Linked DNA regions of Homo sapiens: region 2 is linked to region 1. Evidence: chromatin loops called from intact Hi-C (ENCODE). Cell type or tissue: right lobe of liver. All regions are shown on one strand. Links, peaks and the distances in the headings refer to the core of each region. The heading gives the core; the rest is flanking DNA. Region 1 overlaps RNF24 (ring finger protein 24). Region 2 overlaps PANK2 (pantothenate kinase 2).

What was found. A loop is a pair of places that touch in the nucleus more often than their neighbours do. Peaks named below come from ENCODE experiments on the same cell type or tissue, not always from the same donor. Only the 100,000 strongest peaks of a DNase experiment are listed, where the experiment ranks them.
Region 2: a loop joins it to region 1, with 2.9 times the contacts of the local background. A loop is called at or near these places in 3 of 110 quality-filtered maps.

Annotation. Positions count from the first base shown.
Region 1 is chr20:3,966,098-3,975,249 of GRCh38, forward strand. All of the region lies in intron 1 of RNF24 (ring finger protein 24), which reads right to left. Among named protein-coding and RNA genes, the nearest start is that of RNF24, 45 kb to the right of the region's middle. In right lobe of liver, for the core only: a CTCF peak has its summit at 4,059 (motif pointing left); a DNase peak (open chromatin) is centred at 4,144.
Region 2 is chr20:3,919,660-3,928,811 of GRCh38, forward strand. It overlaps PANK2 (pantothenate kinase 2), which reads left to right. Exons shown (of 7, transcript NM_001386393.1): 7 at 3,585-9,152. The coding sequence ends at 3,635. It overlaps RNF24 (ring finger protein 24), which reads right to left. Exons shown (of 6, transcript NM_001134337.3): 6 at 7,652-9,152. Among named protein-coding and RNA genes, the nearest start is that of MIR103B2, 6.7 kb to the left of the region's middle. RefSeq lists an enhancer at 6,377-6,546. In right lobe of liver, for the core only: no CTCF peak of the experiment used is centred there; a DNase peak (open chromatin) is centred at 4,822; H3K27ac peaks cover 863 bases.

The DNA.
Region 1 (9,152 bases), core at 1,423-6,422:
GCACTCTACCTGGGTGACAGAGCGAGATTCCATCTCAAAAAAAAAAAAAAAAAAAAAAAAAAGAAGAAAATAAGAGAATAAACATCTGTACTGGGCAAGCTAAGAGGAAATAGGCAAGTGACAGAAAGTGGTATGGTAGAAAGACGGAGAGGTTTGCAGTCAGCAAAGCTGGATGCTTGCTCCCAGGATGTCACTAGCTAAATGTCAGAGCTTGGCCCATCTATACTTCAATTTTCTCATCTTTCAAATGGGATAATGGGATATTCAAATGGGATAATCTAACAACTTTAAGGAATTCCTGAAAGGATAAAATGAGATAGCAGATAATGAAGTGTCTGAAAACTCAAAGAGGACAAAACTATTAAGGCTTTAGTGTGTGTGTGTGTGTGTGTGTGTGTGTGTGTGTGTGTTTGGGGAAAGGGAATGACATTAAATGAAAGTAGTAAATACCATAAAGGAAGCCTTGACAAAAATCATGTCTCTGGAGAGGATTCCACCAAACCAAGTGCCCCTTCCACAGGGAGCTCTTCTGCATGCACTGACAGCTTTCTGTCAGGTGGCCTGCCAACCTGGCCTCCAGATGCAGGAACTAGAAACCATGTCTGGCCAAAGGCAGCCATTAATACAGGCTAGCTAGGAGTGAGGCCAGTGGTGTGGGAATGTTGCCCTGCAGAGTTCTTGAAATTGGTACAATTCTTGTAGCATTCTGTACAAAGACTCAGACACACACAGCAGTAGAGGTAGTAGCACTGTCATCAGAGGGAAGAGACATCTGCCTTAGTGCTGCTGGGGGCTGGATGTTGAGACTTTTGTGAGTCCTCACTACCTGGCAGGGCCTTTTAATAAATCCCAATTACCAGAGGGATCCAGGCTGGTAGAAGATATGTTGATGCGAATATATTTTAGGAATTTTTCTCTCTTTGTTTTAGTAAATAAAATGGCTTCACTACAATTGATATGTTGGCCCAACAATTTTAAGTAGATGGTAGAGTATTCCAAGATGTTAATCCTGATCCAGTGACACATTAGTTTTTACAAAATTTTTATCATAATGTATTTTCACCAGAAGTATTAATCTTTTAAAATAAATTGATAAAAGGCTACATATCATCTTAGTAATATGCATTCTTTGCTATTGAAGTCTTACAAATATAAGTTATTTAGTAATTGCTCCTTGTGGGAGTGAAGAGGAGAAATAGAACATACAGTACACTGTTGTAGCTTACTTGGCATTTCCAACTTCATTCACGTGAAAGCCTTTTTTTCCCCTTATGTAAATTCAGTTCTTGAAATCTCTAGCCTCAGCCTAAATTTCAAACCACCCAGTCAGTTTATTAAAATCAAACCAAAACAAAAAAAAAAGACAAGAAGATTTGAGTATTTTATCAGCAATCTTAGAACCAAGAAGTTCTAAGAGGGACAGATTACTTGAGATTTGGATGCCTACATGACCTGAGTTTAACACAATACACCACAGCTAAATGGGGCTGCAGTAGCATTCCTCAAAGCATGCTTGGTAGCCACATTCTTCTTAGACCAGTTCCTGTTCCCTGGACAATACCATATCATCTTCCCAGGAGTCAATATTCTAGTTTTGCTTCAAAAATGCTCAGAAGTGCCGGGTGCAGTGGCTCATGCCTGTAATCCCAGCACTTTGGGAGGCTGAGGCGGGCAGATCACGAGGTCAGGAGATCGAGACCATCTTGGCCAATATGGTGAAACTCTGTCTCTATAAAAATACAAAAATTAGCTGAGCGTGGTGACGCATGCCTGTAATCCCAGCTACTCGGGAGGCTGAGGCAGGAGAATCCCTTGAACCATGGAGTCGGAAGTTGCAGTGAGCCGAGATTGCGCCACTGCACTCCAGCCTGGCAACAAAAAAAAAAAAAAAAAAAAAAGAAAGAAAGAATAAAAAATGTAACAGGTGGCTGGGTGCGGTGGCTCACGCCTGTAATCCCAGCACTTTGGGAGGCCCAGGTGGGCAGATCACGAGGTCAGGAGTTCGAGACCTGCCTGGCTAATGTGGTGAAACCCCGTCTCTACTAAAAAATACAAAAATTAGATGGGCCTGGTGGCGTGCGCCTGTAATCCCAGCTTCTCAGGAAGCTGAGGCAGATTAGCTTCAACCTGGGAGGCAGAGGTTGCAGTGAGCTGAGATCGCACCATTGCACTCCAGCCTGGGACAGAGCAAGACTCCATCTCAAAGGAAAAAAAAAATGCTCAGAAAGGGGCTGGGTGCAGTGGTACATGCCTGTAACCCCAGTACTTTGGGAGGCTGAGGTGGGAGGACTGCTCGAGGCCAGGGATTTGAGACCAGCCTGGGAGACACAGGGAGACCCCACCTGTACAAATAAAAATAAAAATTAAAAAATTAGTTGGGCATGGTGGCATGTGCTTGTAGTACTAGTTACTCTGGAGGCTAAGATGGGAGGATCACTTGAGCCCAGGAATTCAAGGTTACAGTGAGCTATGATATCACTGCTACGCTCCAGCCTGGGTGACAAAGCAAGACTATCTCTAAAAGAGAAAGCTTTTGACATATTAGAAGGAACTAACTTCTTTGTTATTTATTGAGTATCTTTATGACCACATGAAACACCTTCTGCAAAATCTTTTCTTGAGTGGGTGGATGAGAGGAAAGATTAAAAATTTTAAAAACATGTCACTGATCAGTAGAAAGACCTAAGCTTTCTGATGAAATGGATACACTGGGTTCTAGAGAGAATTATTTTAAAAATAAGACCTATATTTGGACAGATCCTAGTAAAATTTCTGAATTCTAGGATAGAAAAACTGTGATAAGTTTCCAAAAAAAAAAAGTTGTTATAATGGAAAGCATATAGATTTGAGATTTATCCTAGGCCATGAGTATTAGAGTGGGCTTATGGAGTCAGAGAGCCAGGGGTTTAACCACGGATTTGTCAGTAATTTGGGGCTTGTTTCTTATCTTTTCTATGTCTCGGTTTCCTCATCTGATAAGACAGAATAATACTAGTAACTATTTCATAAAGTTTTAAGGGAATTAAATGACTCAACACACGAAAAGCACTTAAAGCACTTAGAACAGTACCTGGGCACATACTGTGTACTTGAGAAATGTTAGTTTTCATTATTAACTAAAATGCAACAATAAAAGATAATGGAATCACTGTCTGTATCTCCATTAAAAGACAGTCAGGTAGACTTCTGACTCCAGAAAGATGGCATAGACATACATTTCCCTATTTATCCAGCTAAATATAACTAAAAACCATGGACATTAAGTTGGACAGAAGGTAGCACACTAACTAGGGACCTGGGGACCCAAGGAACCACATGTTAACGAGTTCTCTGGGCTTTGTTTTTGTCTCCTATATCCCAGACTTAGAGCTGGCAAAGTTGGCAAACAAGAATGTCAACAGGTGAAGACAAAAAAAAAAAAAAGCCCTAATGAACGTGTTCTCTCTAGCCAAAGGATGACAAAAGGAGTAGTTAACAAGACTGAAAGCTTTTAAACAAGAATTGCCCTACTTCAGCTAAACAACCCAGAAAAAACTATGGCCACACCCCTATAGACATGCCAGCAAAGGCTGAAGGCAGAGCCTAGATTTTCACTCTTGCCAGGATGTAACGAGATGCCCCCCAGCCATCTTGCTGGGATAGTGTTAGAAAAGGCCAAGTAGGAAGCTGAAATCTGTTTTTTTTTTTTTTTTGAGATGGCGTCTTGCTCTGTCACCAGGCTGGAGTGCAGTGGTGTGATCTTGGCTCACTGCAACCTCCGCCTTCCAGGTTCAAGCGATTGTCCTGCCTCAGCCTCCCGAGTAGCTGGGACTACAGGCGCCCACCACCATGCCCAGCTAATTTTTGTATTTTTAGTAGAGACAGAGTTTCACCATGTTGGCCAGCTGGAATTTTTACACAACATGGTGAAAATGAGGCTCCACCTCAGTGATATCAGTAGAGACTACATGTGGACCCTGACTTCTACCCCTATCCAGCAGTAACAAAGTGACTATACTCCTCCTCAATGGGGTGATGACAGAGGAGGATCTCGTGAAGAATCGGGATTTTACCACCACCAAGTGGCAACAAGCACTCCTACCTTTTCCAGCCAAAGAGGTATCAGTGAAAGCCTAGTTGAGAGCTGGAACTCCCATTCCTGCCCCGTCCCCGCCCCCCATGTCAATAAAGGCTAAATAGGGAACCTGGACTTCTACCTTTACCTGGCATTAATGAAGCAGCATTACAACCCACCGTTTCACTGTCAGAGTGCTGTCAAAGGAAGCCAGTTAACACATCAGGTTTAAAAAAAATCCAGAGTCTCATAACATAATACACAAAATGTCCAGGTTTCAACTAAAAATTACTCATCGTACCAAGACTAGGAAGATCACAAATCAAATGAGAAATGATAATTAACAGATGCTAATGTCAATGACAAAAATGTTAAAATTATCTGACAAAGATTTTAAAGTAGCCGTCATCAAATTGTTTAAGCAAGCATTTATGAACATGCTTGAAACAAGTGAAAACACTGAAATTCTCAGCAAAGAAACAGAAGATATAAAGAGGAACAAAATGGAAATTATAGAACTGAAAAACACAATAATTGAAATAAAAAAACTAAAACTAAGCGATGGGCTCAACAGCAGAATGGAGAAGAAAGGGGAAAGCATAAGTGAACTAGGGCCAGGCACGGTGACTCACACCTGTAATCCCAGCACTTTGGGAGGCCAAGGTGGATGGATCTCTTCAGGTCAGGAGTTCGAGACAAGCCTGGCAAACATGGTGAAACCCTGTCTCTACTAAAAATACAAAAATTATCCAGGCATGGTGGTGGGCACCTGTAATCCCAGCTACTCGGCAAGCTGAGGAATCTGTACATAAGTGTACAGATTTAAGAAGCTGAACAAACTCCAAAGAGAATAAACCCAAAGAAATCTACAACAAGACACATCGTAGTCAAACTTCTGAAAACTAAAACAACAACAACAAAATCTTTTTTTTTCTTTGCAGAGGTAATTGAGTTAAAACAACACTAAAAAATCTTGAAAGCAACTAAGGAGATACCATTGGGGGAAATAATATGAAAGACACAGATTTCTCATCAGAAACAATGGAGGCCAAAAGGAAGGAACACATTTTTCAAGTGCTGAAAGAAAAGAGCCATCAACCCAAAATCCTACATCCAGCAAAAATACCCTTCAGGAATGAAACAGGAAATCAAGACAGCCTCACATGAAGGAAAACAACGGGAATTTATTGCTAGCAGACCTACTCTTGAAGAGTGACTAAAGGAAGCTGTCTTAACAGAAGGGAAATGATAAGAAAAGGAACCTTGGAACATCAAGAAGGAAGAAACAACATGGTAAACAAATATAAGGGTAAATACAATAAACTTCCTTCTCTTGAGTTTTCTAAATTATATTCAGTGGTTGAAGAAAAATTATAATTGTCCAACCCGGTTCTAAATGTATTCAGAGGAAATATTTAAGATGAGCATATTAAAAATAAGGGAGGATAAAGGGACATAAAAGGAGGTAACATTTCTAGTCTGAACTGGTAAAGTATACTAGTAGACTGCATATATAATACAATGCCTACAGCAATCAGTAAGAAAACTATACAAAGACATACACTCAAAACACTACAAAAAATCAAAAAGGACTTCAAAAAATTACTCAAGTAACAGAAACAAAAATAGTGAAAACAAATAGAAAACAAAGTTTAAAATGGCAAGCTTAAGTATAAATGATTTAAATATGCCAATTAAAACACAGAGACTGGCAGAATGAATTAAAAAACATCACCCAATAATATGCTGTCTACCTGAAACTCACTTTAAAAATAATGATACATGCATGTTGAAAAGGATGGAAAAAGATATGTAATGCAAGCATTAATCAAAAGAAAGCAGGAGTGGCTATATTAACATCAAAGCAGATTTCACAGAAAATAAAATTACCAGAGAGAGAAAGAAACATTACCTAATGATAAAATGGTCAACCCACTAAAAATACATAGCAATCCTAAATGTGCATGCACAAAACAACAGAGCTGCAAAACATGTGAAGGAAAAACTGACTGAACTGAAAGGAGATATAAAGAAATCTATAATTATACTCAAATACTTCAAAACCTTCTCCCAACAGCTGATGAAACAACTAGATAGAAAACCAGCAAGGATAAAGAAAAATTCAACAACACAATTAGACAACAGGATCTACTCAAAATATATAGAGCACTCTACCTAGCAACAGCAAAATATACATTCTTTTCAAATACCCATGGCACCTACACCAGGACAGACCACATTCCTGGTCATAAAACAAATCTCAAACAACCTTTCAAAAATCGAAGTCATATAGAGTGTGTTACTGGACATAGTTGAATCAAACTAGACATTTATAACAGAAGGGTAGCAAGAAAATATCCAAACACTTAGAAACTAATCAACACACTACTAAATAATCTATAAGTCAAAAAGAGGTCTTAAAAGAAATTTTTAAAAATACACTGAATTGATTGAAAATGAAAATACAGGCTGGGTGTGGTGGCTAACGCTTATAATCCCAGCACTGTGGAGGGCCGAGGCGGGCAGATCACCTGAGGTCAGGAGTTCAAGACCAGACTGGCCAACATGGTGAAACCCCATCTCTACTAAAAATACAAAAAAATTAGTCGGGCGTGGTGGCACGCACCTGTAGTCCCAGTTACTCAAGAGGCTAAGGCACGAGGATCGCTTGAATCCTGGCGGCGGAGATTGCAGTGAGCCGAGATCGCGCCACTGCACTCCAACGTGGGCGACAGAGTGAGACTCCGTCTCAGTTTAAAAAAAAAAAAGGGCTGGACGGGATGGCTCACGCCTGTAATCTCAGCACTTTGGGAGGCCGAGGCGGGTGGATCACATGAGGTTAGGAGTTTGAGACCAGCCTAGCCAACTAGGTAAAACCCCGTCTCTACTAAAAACACAAAAATTAGCTGGGTGTGGTGGCAGGTGCCTGTAATCCCAGCTACTCGGGAGGCTGAGGCAGGAGAATTGACTGAACCCGGGAGGTGGAGGTTGCAGTGAGCTGAGATTGTGCCACTGCACTCCAGCCTGGGTGACACACGCGAAACGCCATCTCAAAATAAAAAAAAAAGAAAATGAAAATACAACATATCAAAATTTGAGAGACATAGGTAAAGTAGTGCTGAGTGGGCAATTCATGGTACTAAACGCACACATAAGAAAATAAAAAATCTCAAATCAATAATCTAAACTCCTACATCAAGAACCCAGAAAAAGGGCAAGTTAAAAATTAAAGAACAGAAACCAGTTAAATTGAGAATAGGAAAACAATAGAGAAAAATCAATGAAACAAAAAGCTGAGTCTTTTCTTTGAAATGATCAGTAACACTGACAAATCTCTAGGAAGAATGACAAAAAAAAAAAAAAAAAAAAAAAAAGAGAAGACACAAATTACCTATATCAACAATTAAATAGGAGAGATCACTACAGACACTGCAGACATCAAAAGGATAAGAAGGGTATACACACATATACAGACATAAATTTAGTAACATAAATAAAACAGACCAATTCCTCAAAAAACACAAACTACAAAAACTCACCCAATATAAAATAGATAATGTGAACAGTTTTATAACTATCAAAGAAACTGAATTAGTCATTTAAAAATTCACAAAAAAGAAAGCTCCAGGCCAAGAGGCTTTTACCAGAGAATTCTACCAAAAGTTTAAATAAGAATGAGCACAAATCCTTGACAATCTTTTGCAGAGAATGGGAGGGAACATTTCTCAAGGCATTTTTTGAAGCCAATGCGACCTTGATAGCAAAACCAGATAAAGACAGTGTCTGGCAAATACAGACAGAAAAATTCTTAACAAAATATTAGCAAGTAGAATTTGGCAATATGTAAATAGAATTTTACAACACCATGACCAAGTAAGGTTTATTCAAGAGATGCGGGGCTGGCTTAATATTAAAAAAAAAAAAAATCAATGTAATCTATCCATATTAAATGGCTAAAGAAGAAAAATCACATGATCATATTAACTGATTTAAAAAAAACACATTTCACAAACATCAGCACCCAGAAATTAAAAAACTCCCAGAAATAGAAATGGAAGAGAACTTCTTCAACATGTTAAAAAGCATCTACAAAAAACAAACCGGCAAAAACCAACCAAACAATAACAACAAAAACTGTACAGCTAATATTATTCTTAATTGTGAAAGACTGAATACTTACCCCCCTAAGACCGGGAACAAGGCAGGATATCTGCTCTCACCACTCTTATTCAACATAGTGCTGGAAGTTCTAGCCAGTGCAATAAGGTAGAAAAGGGAATAAAAGGCATACACATCAGAAAGGAAGAAATTAAACTGAGCCTATTTGCCACATCAACATCTACAACAACAAAATCCCAAAGAATCTTCAAAAAAATTTCTAAAACTAATAAATGAGTTCAGCAAGGTTGCAGGATACCAGATATACATATAAAAATCAACTGTGTTTTTATAAATTAGCAATGAACATAGGAACACTGAAATTATAAATACAATGACATTTACAATTGTTCAAAAAAAGAAATACAAAGAATTAAATTTAATAAGACATTAGATATGTACAGGACTTATATGCTAAAAATGACAAAATGATGATTAGAGGAATCAAGTAAAATCTAAATAAATGCAGAGACATACTATGTTCATGGATTTGAAGACTCAGCATAGGAAAGATATTCTCTCCAAATTGATATATAGGTTTAACATAATTCCTATAAAAATCCCAGCAAATTTTTTTTTTGTAGATATAGACAAGTTTAACAAATGTAGACAGAAAGAAAGACAAGGAAATAAAACAGCTAAAGCAATTTTGAAAAAAGAAGACTAAAGGGAGAGGAATCAGTCTATTCAATGTAAGGACTCATCATAGCCTAATCAAGACACTGATTGGTTTTAGCAAAAGGATAGACACATAAGTCAATGGAACAAAATGAAGAACCCAGAAATAGACCCACACAAATAAGCATAAATGATTTTTGAGAAATGTGCAATCCTTTCTCAATGGAGAGAGTATATGGTCTTTTCAACAATTAGTGCTGGACCAATGGGACATCCATAGGCAAAAAAATTGAATCTTGATCTTAACCTCACACACAAAAAA
Region 2 (9,152 bases), core at 2,192-7,191, 46 kb before region 1:
AAGAAGCAGAGGTATGGAAAGGCGTGTAGGGGTTCTTTCTTCCCTTCTTGGTTGTGGGGCAGTTGAACTATTCTTTCAACTGTTCTTGGATTTTAGATACTGTTATTATGAACATTTTTCAGAATTGTATTGCATATTTAGTTTAACAGTCTATATGAATTAAAGGAAATCAAAGTCCAGATAATAGCACAGATTTGAAGTGCTAGAGATTACTTTTTCCTTTAAAGTTACTTTAAGTTTTTCTTTTTAAATTGCTTTAGTTCATAGTTGAAGTCCAAAGTACACAAATCCCCATATCAAAAAGCTTAAAATTGAAGTCATCTAACTTAGTTTTAAAATTCTAACATTACTGTATTTGTAAACCAGCACCGAATTGCCATTAAGTTTCTTACAGTTCATGTTTCTGTATACATCTTTTTTTGTGATCTGACTTATTTTATTTTGCTTTATATTAGAATTTTTTAAACTCGAATGTTAGATCTTTTTCTGCTTTATTTCTGCCTCTTGTTTAACCTTTTCCTAGGTAGAACATGGAGATTAGTTTTTTAAGTTAACCTTAAAAAAAAAATAGGCTGGGTGCGGTGGCTCACGTCTGTAATCCCAGCACTTTGGGAGGCTGAGATGGGCAGATCACCTAAGGTCAGGAGACCAGCCTGGCCAACCATGGTCAATGTGGCAAAACCCTGTCTCTACTAAAAATACAAAAATTAGCTGGGCGCAATGGCGGGCGCCTATAATCCCCAGCTACTCGGGAGGCTGAGACAGGAGAATCTCTTGAATCTGGGAGGCGGAGGTTGCAGTGAGCTGAGATCGCACCACTGTACTACAGCCTGGGCAACAGAACGAGACTCTGTCTCAAAAACAAAAACAAACAACAACAACAAAACAAACAAAAACACCAAACAGGCCAGGTGCAGCGGCTCACGCCTGTAATCCCAGCACTTTGGGAGGCCGAGGTGGGCGGATCATGAGGTCAGGAGTTCAAGACCAGCCTGACCAACATGGAGAAGCCCTGTCTCTACAAAAAATACAAAAATTAGCTGGACGTGGTGGCACATACCTGTAATCCCAGCTACTTGGGAGGCTGAGGTGGGAAAATCTCTTGAACCCGGGAGGCAGAGGTTGCGGTGAGCCGAGATCGCACCACTGCACTCCAGCCTGGGCAACAAGAGCGAAACTCCATCTCAAAACAAAAAACAAAACACCAAACCGATATCATCATAATAGTTATAAGCCTTCGTGAAATTCTTGGTTGCATTTTGTCCTTATTGCTCGCTGACTTTGTTTTTCCCACTGCTTAGCTTTGCTGGTCCATTTGTCCCTGTGTTTTCCATTTGCATTCAGGCCTTTGACTCTTGTGTGCATCTCTGCCCTTGTGGAACTTTGATGATTATTTTATTTTATTTTTTTATTTAAGTTCTAGGATACATGTGCACAACGCGCAGGTTTGTTACATACGTATACATGTGCCATGTTGGTGTGCTGCACCCATTAACTCGTCATTTACATTAAGTATATCTCCTAATGCTATCCCTCCCCCCTCCCCCCACCCCATGGCAGGCCCTGGTGTGGGATGTTCCCCTTCCTGTGTCCAAGTGTTCTCATTGTTCAGTTCAGAACTTTGATTATTTTAGCCTCTCTGAGCCTTGAAATATTTTCTTGCCCTCACATTGAAGTCACTTTAACTTTTGTTGTGAAAGCTTCGTATAGATTCTCTCAAGCGTTTCCTCTTTGATCCTTTATTCTCATCTTAGCACGTTGTAGTTTATAACCACCTGTTTCTGTCTTGATAGTAGCATCCTAGTCTTCAGTGGACCCCCCCCATATATATATATAATGGTTAACTGTATCTTCTATATTTTTATTATAAAATAAAAGGTACAGAAAGCTGCCTAAAACAAACTGTATAGTGAACTATTAAGACAAACAGCCTTGCCTCTGTATTTCAGCTGTGCCTTGTCCTGTAGCTGCTGGCCGCCTCACATCACAGATTGGTGTGGCTGCCTTTATTTTATTTATACACACCAAAACCAAAGATGGTCAATATGCCTTTCTTTTTTTTGTTTTTTGAGATGGGGTCTTACTCTGTCAGCCAGGCTGGAGTGCAGTGGCGCAGTCTCGGCTCACTTTAACTTCTGCCTCCTGGGTTCAAGTGATTCTCTTGTCTAAGCCTCCTGAGTAGATGGGACTACAGGCACGTGCCACCGCACCTGGCTAATTTTTGTATTTTTAGTAGAGACACGGGGTTTGCCATATTGGCCAGGCTGGTCTTGAGCTCCAGACCTCAAGTGATCCACCTGCCTTGGCCTCCCGAAGTGCTGGGTTACCTGTGAGCCACTGCGCCCAGCCAATATGCCTTTCTTTTAAATTGCCAACTAGAGTGTGACAAGAAAGCCTTTGGCCTCTCGTTTGATCAGGTTTCTTGAAGAAGCTTTTCGTGAAAGATAGAGTGGTAGTTATTTATGTTTCAGAGACTTTTAAAAAATCCATACACAAGTCTTTCAGGATCTTCTCATTCCTTTTTTAGTTATTTCTTTTAAAAAGTAGTCTGATATCTTACCTTACAGGTTGGAGACCCTGATGGATTCTGCATCGTTTTAGGATTTGCCTCTGATTCTTGCTAGTGTTCTCTTTTCTGTCATTATGGGGTTTGCCCCGTTTTCTCTAATGTGCTATTCCTGTGTTTTGGTTTTGAGTTCTTGGTTGCATGTGACCTGACTGCTTCTGGAGACAGTACAGTGCTTGTCGTCTCTCAGCTGCTGCTTCTGTGTCTCAGGAGGGCTGAGGGCTGCCCTCCCTCGGGAGCCTCCGTGCTTCCTCAGGCTTTGCTCTTTGTTCTGTACCTCTCTTCACGTTACCTTTGGGTGGTGGTTTTCATTCCTGTGCCGCCTGCTTCTGGGCCAGTGATCCAGGTGTCTGGTGACCACCCGGGCACAGCTGCTTGGCTGCTGTGGGCACCTCAGCTTCCCATGTCCTGTAGGGAACTCACCCACCGGCCTTGCTCTCCACACCTCTTACTCCTGTGTCCCCTTTCTCGGGGATGCTGCCCCCTCCTGCTGTCCTGTCCTCTGTTAGGGGTGAATCTTGAATCCATCTTATCTCTTACTCTCCCTCCCTCTCCCAGCTCAGTCGGGCTCTCACCCTCTGTGACCCACCTCACAACTTCACCTGTTTCATTGCACTTTGCATCCGACCTCGCCTTCATTCCTTAGTTGTCTGGAAATGCTCCAGGCCTCTGCTGCTTCTCACCTCATTCCCCAGAAACAGTCAGGTTCTGTCTCTTACCAGAGGTAACTGAGCTGCTGCTGGCCTCATAGCTCCTGTCGCCCTCACTGCGGGTTTGGTTTTCCTCTTATCACAGTGGTCTGAAGTGCTTGGATAGTCTAGGACATCCAGCCCCCTCCCCAGACAGGGACTCCTTAGGGCGTCTCTGCTCCCAGGCTGGCCTTGGCCCTTCTGGGGTGCTCAGGAAATGGGTATGCTGTGTGTGGGCAGTGGTTGGCTTTAACACTAGTCATCATGTGTAAGGTGATTTGAATAAGTCTAAGGAAAATTGCACTTATTTTTGGTGTATTTTCTTTCAGGGTTATTTTGGAGCTGTTGGAGCACTCCTTGAGCTGTTGAAGATCCCGTGATCATTACCTGGGGAGGGGTTCCTGAAACCTTCCACAATGGGATCTGTGGACTTTCATTTTTTTAAGAGACTTACTCAATTTCATGACTGTACTACCTGAAACAAAGTGAGAAAGGACAGGTGTATTTTTCTAAGTCATCAAGATAAATCCTTAAGAATTCAGTCTAAATTAGCAACCAGGAAGGAAAAATATATTAAAAACAACAAAAAAGTGGCACATGTCCAGGCAGTGTGAGGATTTGCTGTATATAAGTTGCCTGCTTTGTATTTTTGAAATCTCTGCATCACTCATTGGAAGTGCTTCTGAAGAGAGCTGCTCTGTGTTCAGTTGACTGGTTTTGTGTCCTGTTTGAACTTGCTGAATGTAAGGCAGGCTACTATGCGTTATAATCTAATCACAATTTGTCAATATGGTCTTGGCAATCATCTGTGCATTACTCTGGTTTGCATTAAGCCTGTGTGTGAACTTACTGTAAAACATGTTTTATTTCAAGGTTCTGCAAAATTAATTGGGCAGGTTAATTGTGTACCTGAAACTTAACAAGCAGTTTTTGGAAGGGCAGTTCCACGTTACTTTACACTAAATCCTGGGAATGAATGTCTGGAGAGACAGGGCTTCTTTTCTTGGCAGAATTTCCTTGGGTAGTGGGCGGACTGTTCTGATGCAAGTGGGTACACTGGCAGAAGCAGCACAATCTGGAGGACTAACATGAGTCAGCAGGGCCACTAGAATTGACACCCCCTCAGGGGATCAGGGAGAATCTGGTTTTTCTTTCAGGCTAAGTAGAAAAGGAAGAACTGAAGTGTCTGTCAAAGAACTCATGGGGAGTGGGGGGTCCTTCAGGGCACTGTGGCACTTGGGAGGTGAGTCTCAGAAGACTGCCTGAGGAGAGTGCCAGGCTGCAGGTGCTCTTGGTAGGGGCTGAAGCTTTTCTTTCTGCTTTGCAGAATAATTTCAAAAGCCTTTCCCAAGGAGAGAATGCACCTTTTATATCTGAGGTCTTAAGTGGTGCCCATATTGCTGTTGAAGGCAAGGATGGGCCTGTACAAAGCAGCCTTGGACCAGGAGGGAAAACCCCAAGGCTCTGCAGCCTCCCTGCTCCCCTCCGTTTAAGGCTGTGGTCAGGGAGGGATGGGCAGGGTGCCAGCCGCATGGAGGCAGCAGAGACACCCGTGTTCCAGCTGGGGCAAGGGGAACTGATATGTGGGCTGTGGGCTGTTCCACTAGGCGTGGCCACCTCTGCACATGGGCCTTGGCACTTAGGAAATATGGGTGCTGCTGCATTGGGACCTTGTGTGGGTGCAGAGCAGGATGGCTGCTGCGTGGAGGGTAATTTTGTCCCCTGGAGAGTGATTGGTGACCCTCTTCCCTGCTGCTGCTGTTTGCAGGCTCCTGGCCTATACTACCTCTGACGCCCTGATCCTGAGTTCCTCTGCCCTCCTCTGCTGCCAGCAGCGCTGTTGGTGGCCTCACCCTCCTCCAGTACCCAGGCACCAAAGATGGCACCACCATCCTCCTGCTTGTACCACAGGGTGCTGCTCCCTGGGCCAACTCCTGTGAACTTGCTCACTTCCCATGGAGACCGAGGCCAGGGCCTGCCCCTCTGAGGCCCCTGTTTTGTGGTCCTGCTGCCTCTGCTGTGCTGCGTTCAGGAGGTTGTCCACTGCTCGACGTGGGTCACCATGCAGCCCTTGCTGTTCCCACAATTTAACAGAAAAGGAAACTGAACGGATGAGTAAGGCTGCCCAGGGTCACTCAGCTGGAAAAGAGTAGAGCTGGACTCAAACCCGGGACTGTCTGTCTCTGGTGCCTGAGTTGGGAAGACGCTGTTGATGTCCCCTTCTGCCTCGCTTTGAGCTTCCTCCTCCGTGGGCCCTCCCCCTACTCTAGAGAAACTAGTCCATTCCCTCATGTTCCACCTTGTGCTCAGTAAACCCTGTCACTCCACAGCAGGGTTTTTGAGACAGTCTCGCTGTGTCACCCAGGTGGAGTGCAGTGGGGCGATCTCAGCTCACTGCAACCTCTGCCTTCCAGGCTCAAGCAATTCTCCTGCCTTAGCCTCCTGCGTAGCTGAGACTACAGGCATGTGCCACCATGGCTGGCTAATTTTTATATTTTTAGTAGAGATGGGGTTTCACCATGATGGCCAGGCTGGTCTCGAACTCCAGACCCCAGGTGATCCGCCTGCCTTGGCCTCCCAAAGTGCTGGGAATACAGGTGTGAGCCCCTGCGCCCGGCTCACAGCAGGGTTCTTGATAGGCCACCAGTGAATCCCATGCCACCGAATCTGGCATTCATTTCACAGCCTCATCTCAGTTCTCACTCAGCAGAGCCCTCTTGCCTGTCCTGCCACCCAGGCTACTAATGTTCTGGTTCATTCTCTGCTGACAGTTAGCTGTGGCTGTCCTCAGCCTCAGTCCTGGGTCTCCCCAAGCAGTCATTAGCATCACCTTGACTGATTTCCAGGGAACACTTCAACCACCCCTTACCTCTGAGCTCCAGCCCCGAGACACTGCCTTCTCTCTGCATTTGTTGATCTCTGTGCAGCAGTGCCCACATCCTCATCCCAGCTTACTGCCGTCTCACCACCTTCAGGTTGTGAGGTGCCCATAAACTCTGCTGTTACCATTGCCACTTCCCTGTCTTAGCAGCTGTCCCTTTCAGTCTGCCCTCCACTAGTGGCCATGAAGGGGGCTGTGACCGTGGTCCAGGTGAGAAAGGAAGGCCTGAACTAAGATGGGAGGTGGGTGGCCAGAATGGAGAGGGGAGAAGTGGATGGCCAGAATGGAGAGATGCTTAGAGGGCTGTGTTGGGAAGTGGTGACTGGATACAGGGGAGGGAGGAGAGATACAAGAGGGCACCTGGGCTCATTTGTGGACTACGTGATTTTGAGACTCCAAATAAGCACTGGGTATTTGGGTTGGAGATACAGAGCTGAGAATGATATGCATGTAGGTGGGCAAAGCAAGGGGGATTTCATGAGTTCTAAGGTAGGGTGAGAAAAATAACCGAGAGTTGAGCAGTGACGGAGGAAGCTGCAAAGAAAACGACTGCTCAGGGAGAGGCTGGCCAGGGGCCTGTGGCTCAGGGGACTGAGAAGAGGAGCTCTCTAGGCATCTGAATTGAGGTTGCCCACAATTGGTTGCAAGATCGTGGCTGGCCTTGATGGAAGCTGGGAAGCCACTCGGTCCTAGTGAGGGGTGGTGAGGAGAGCAGCAACGGCCACACAGGAAGGCTTTGGACGTTTTTTCTCCTGACACTAGTTATTTCCAGGCCTGGGATATAGCTAGGGGCTTGGGGTGGGGGCAACTCTTTGCAGGGTGGTGTGGCCTGTGGAGGAAACAGGCTCAGTTCCACTACTTTGGCCAGGTGCAATGGCTCATGCCTGTAATCCCAGCACTTTGGAAGGCCAAGGCGGGTGGATCACCTGAGGTCAGGAGTTCAAGACCAGCCTGGACAACATGGTGAAACCCCGTCTCTACTGAAAATACAAAAATAATTAGCCGGGAATGGTGGTGCGTGCCTGTAATCCCAGGTACTCGAGAGGCTGAGGCAGACAGTTGCTTGAACCTGGGAGGCAGAGGTTGCTGCAGTGAGCCGAGATTGCTGCACTGCACTCCAGCCTGGGTGACAGCAAGACTGTCTCAAAAAAAAAAAAAAAAAAAAATCCGCTATTTCAGGTCACCCTGGTGCTGGCGTTCACGTGGAAGACTGCTTATCTGTATCCAGCTGTTTGCAGAGCTCAGGGAGGCCAGGGGGCTTCAGACTCCACTGTACTCTGCATTCCAGGATTCTCTGTTCTCTGGCTGTGGTGGCCTGACACACTCTTCACCACTGACCCCACCCCCGCTTGCACACTATGCCACAGGAAGGGCAGGGGCTTCCATCACAATCACTCAGTACTAGTTACCAGCTCTGATAGAATTACTCACCTTGAGTTTCCAAGTCTTGCTGAAGGTGCTTGCGTAAGTGGCACATGGATGTTCCCTCTGTTCAAAGGCATATGCACAACACTATTTTTCAAAATTTGCTTTTATTTACACGTTTGAGTCAATTACATGCATGTTTTATTTTTGAGGAGTGATTAGCAAAATGCATTAAAATTTTAAAATAGCAATTAAATATACAAAAATATAGCTTACAAAAAACTGCGAATGTTTAAAAATATTCTGCTGCAGAATTTTTAGTGTACAAAGACGTCTATGAAACCTGAGGTTCAGCATTTCATAAACCTTTTTTTGAGGGAGTTACACAATACCTAGTGAGGAAACCCGAGGGCCAAACTACAAGACGAAAAAGTGCCCCGTTCCTGGCAATGATGTCAGAAGACCAAGAGGCGATAGTTACCAGCAACACTCTAGGAAGACCAGCTGTCACCAGAAGGGAGTTCCTAACACTTGCCACACCTGCTCCCCCGACCGGGGGCCTGGGAGGGAAGGGCAGATGGAGAGGAACGGTGTGCAGTGGGCGTGAGATGCAGATCCACCAGGCTTGGGACTGGCAAAGGGAGCTGAGAAGAGAGTTCCCCCAAAGCACAAACAAGTCTGCTGACACTGGTGGGGCCCTTACAGTCACAGAAGTAAGGACTGGATGGTAAGCCAAAGGTGCTGATGCTTGGTCAAAAAGTGGAGTACATCTTTGCATCTTGTAACAATTTGGGCTCTACAGCTGAATTGGCAAAGTAAGGTTTACTACACAAGCCCCTCTTTTTCTTCTGATATCCCCACTCAAATGGAAGCACACTCCCCAGCACATGGGGATCCCTTATTAATCTTTACTAAAGAACCGTGAACCAGCATTTTCCAGTTATCAACTGGATATTTAGGCATGAATCTGGACATGTCCATCTGCTTAAGAAATCTGCTTAAGAAATCTGTAACAGCTACAGGAAAAGACACACCCAGGGCCAGAGATTCTACAAATGCCAGAAGAGTGGATGTGATAGAGAATTTTTTCTCAAGTTTTGGGTTAGGGCACCAGTTGCAATTTTAATCCAGGGGAGGATCTGGGCTGCTGCTGTAGGGGGCAAGTACACCAGGGAGGTGGGTGTGGACAGAGGCACTGGGCAGCTGCTGGGAAGCGAGGCACAAGTCTGTGCCCCTACTCCCAGGGCTGCCTGGAGGAAGCAGCTCTAACTTTCATCAGCGGGGACAAAAATGAACTTAAACTAAAAAAATTATTGGCCGGGCGCAGTGGCTCACGCCTGTAATCCCAGCACTTTGGGAGGTCAAGGCAGGTGCATCACGAGGTCAGGAGATCGAGACCATCCTGGCTAACACGGTGAAACTCCGTCTGTACTAAAAATACAAAAAATTAGCCGAGCGTGGTGGCGGGCACCTGTTGTCCCAGCTCCCGAGGCGGGAGAATGGCGTGAACCTGGGAGGCGGAGCTTGCAGTGGGCCAAGATCGTGCCACTGCATTCCAGCCTGGGTGACAGAGCGAGACTCCGTCTCAAAAAAAAAAAAAAAAAAAAAAAAAAAAAAAATTGTTGGGGTAATTTCTGTTGTCAAATGGAAA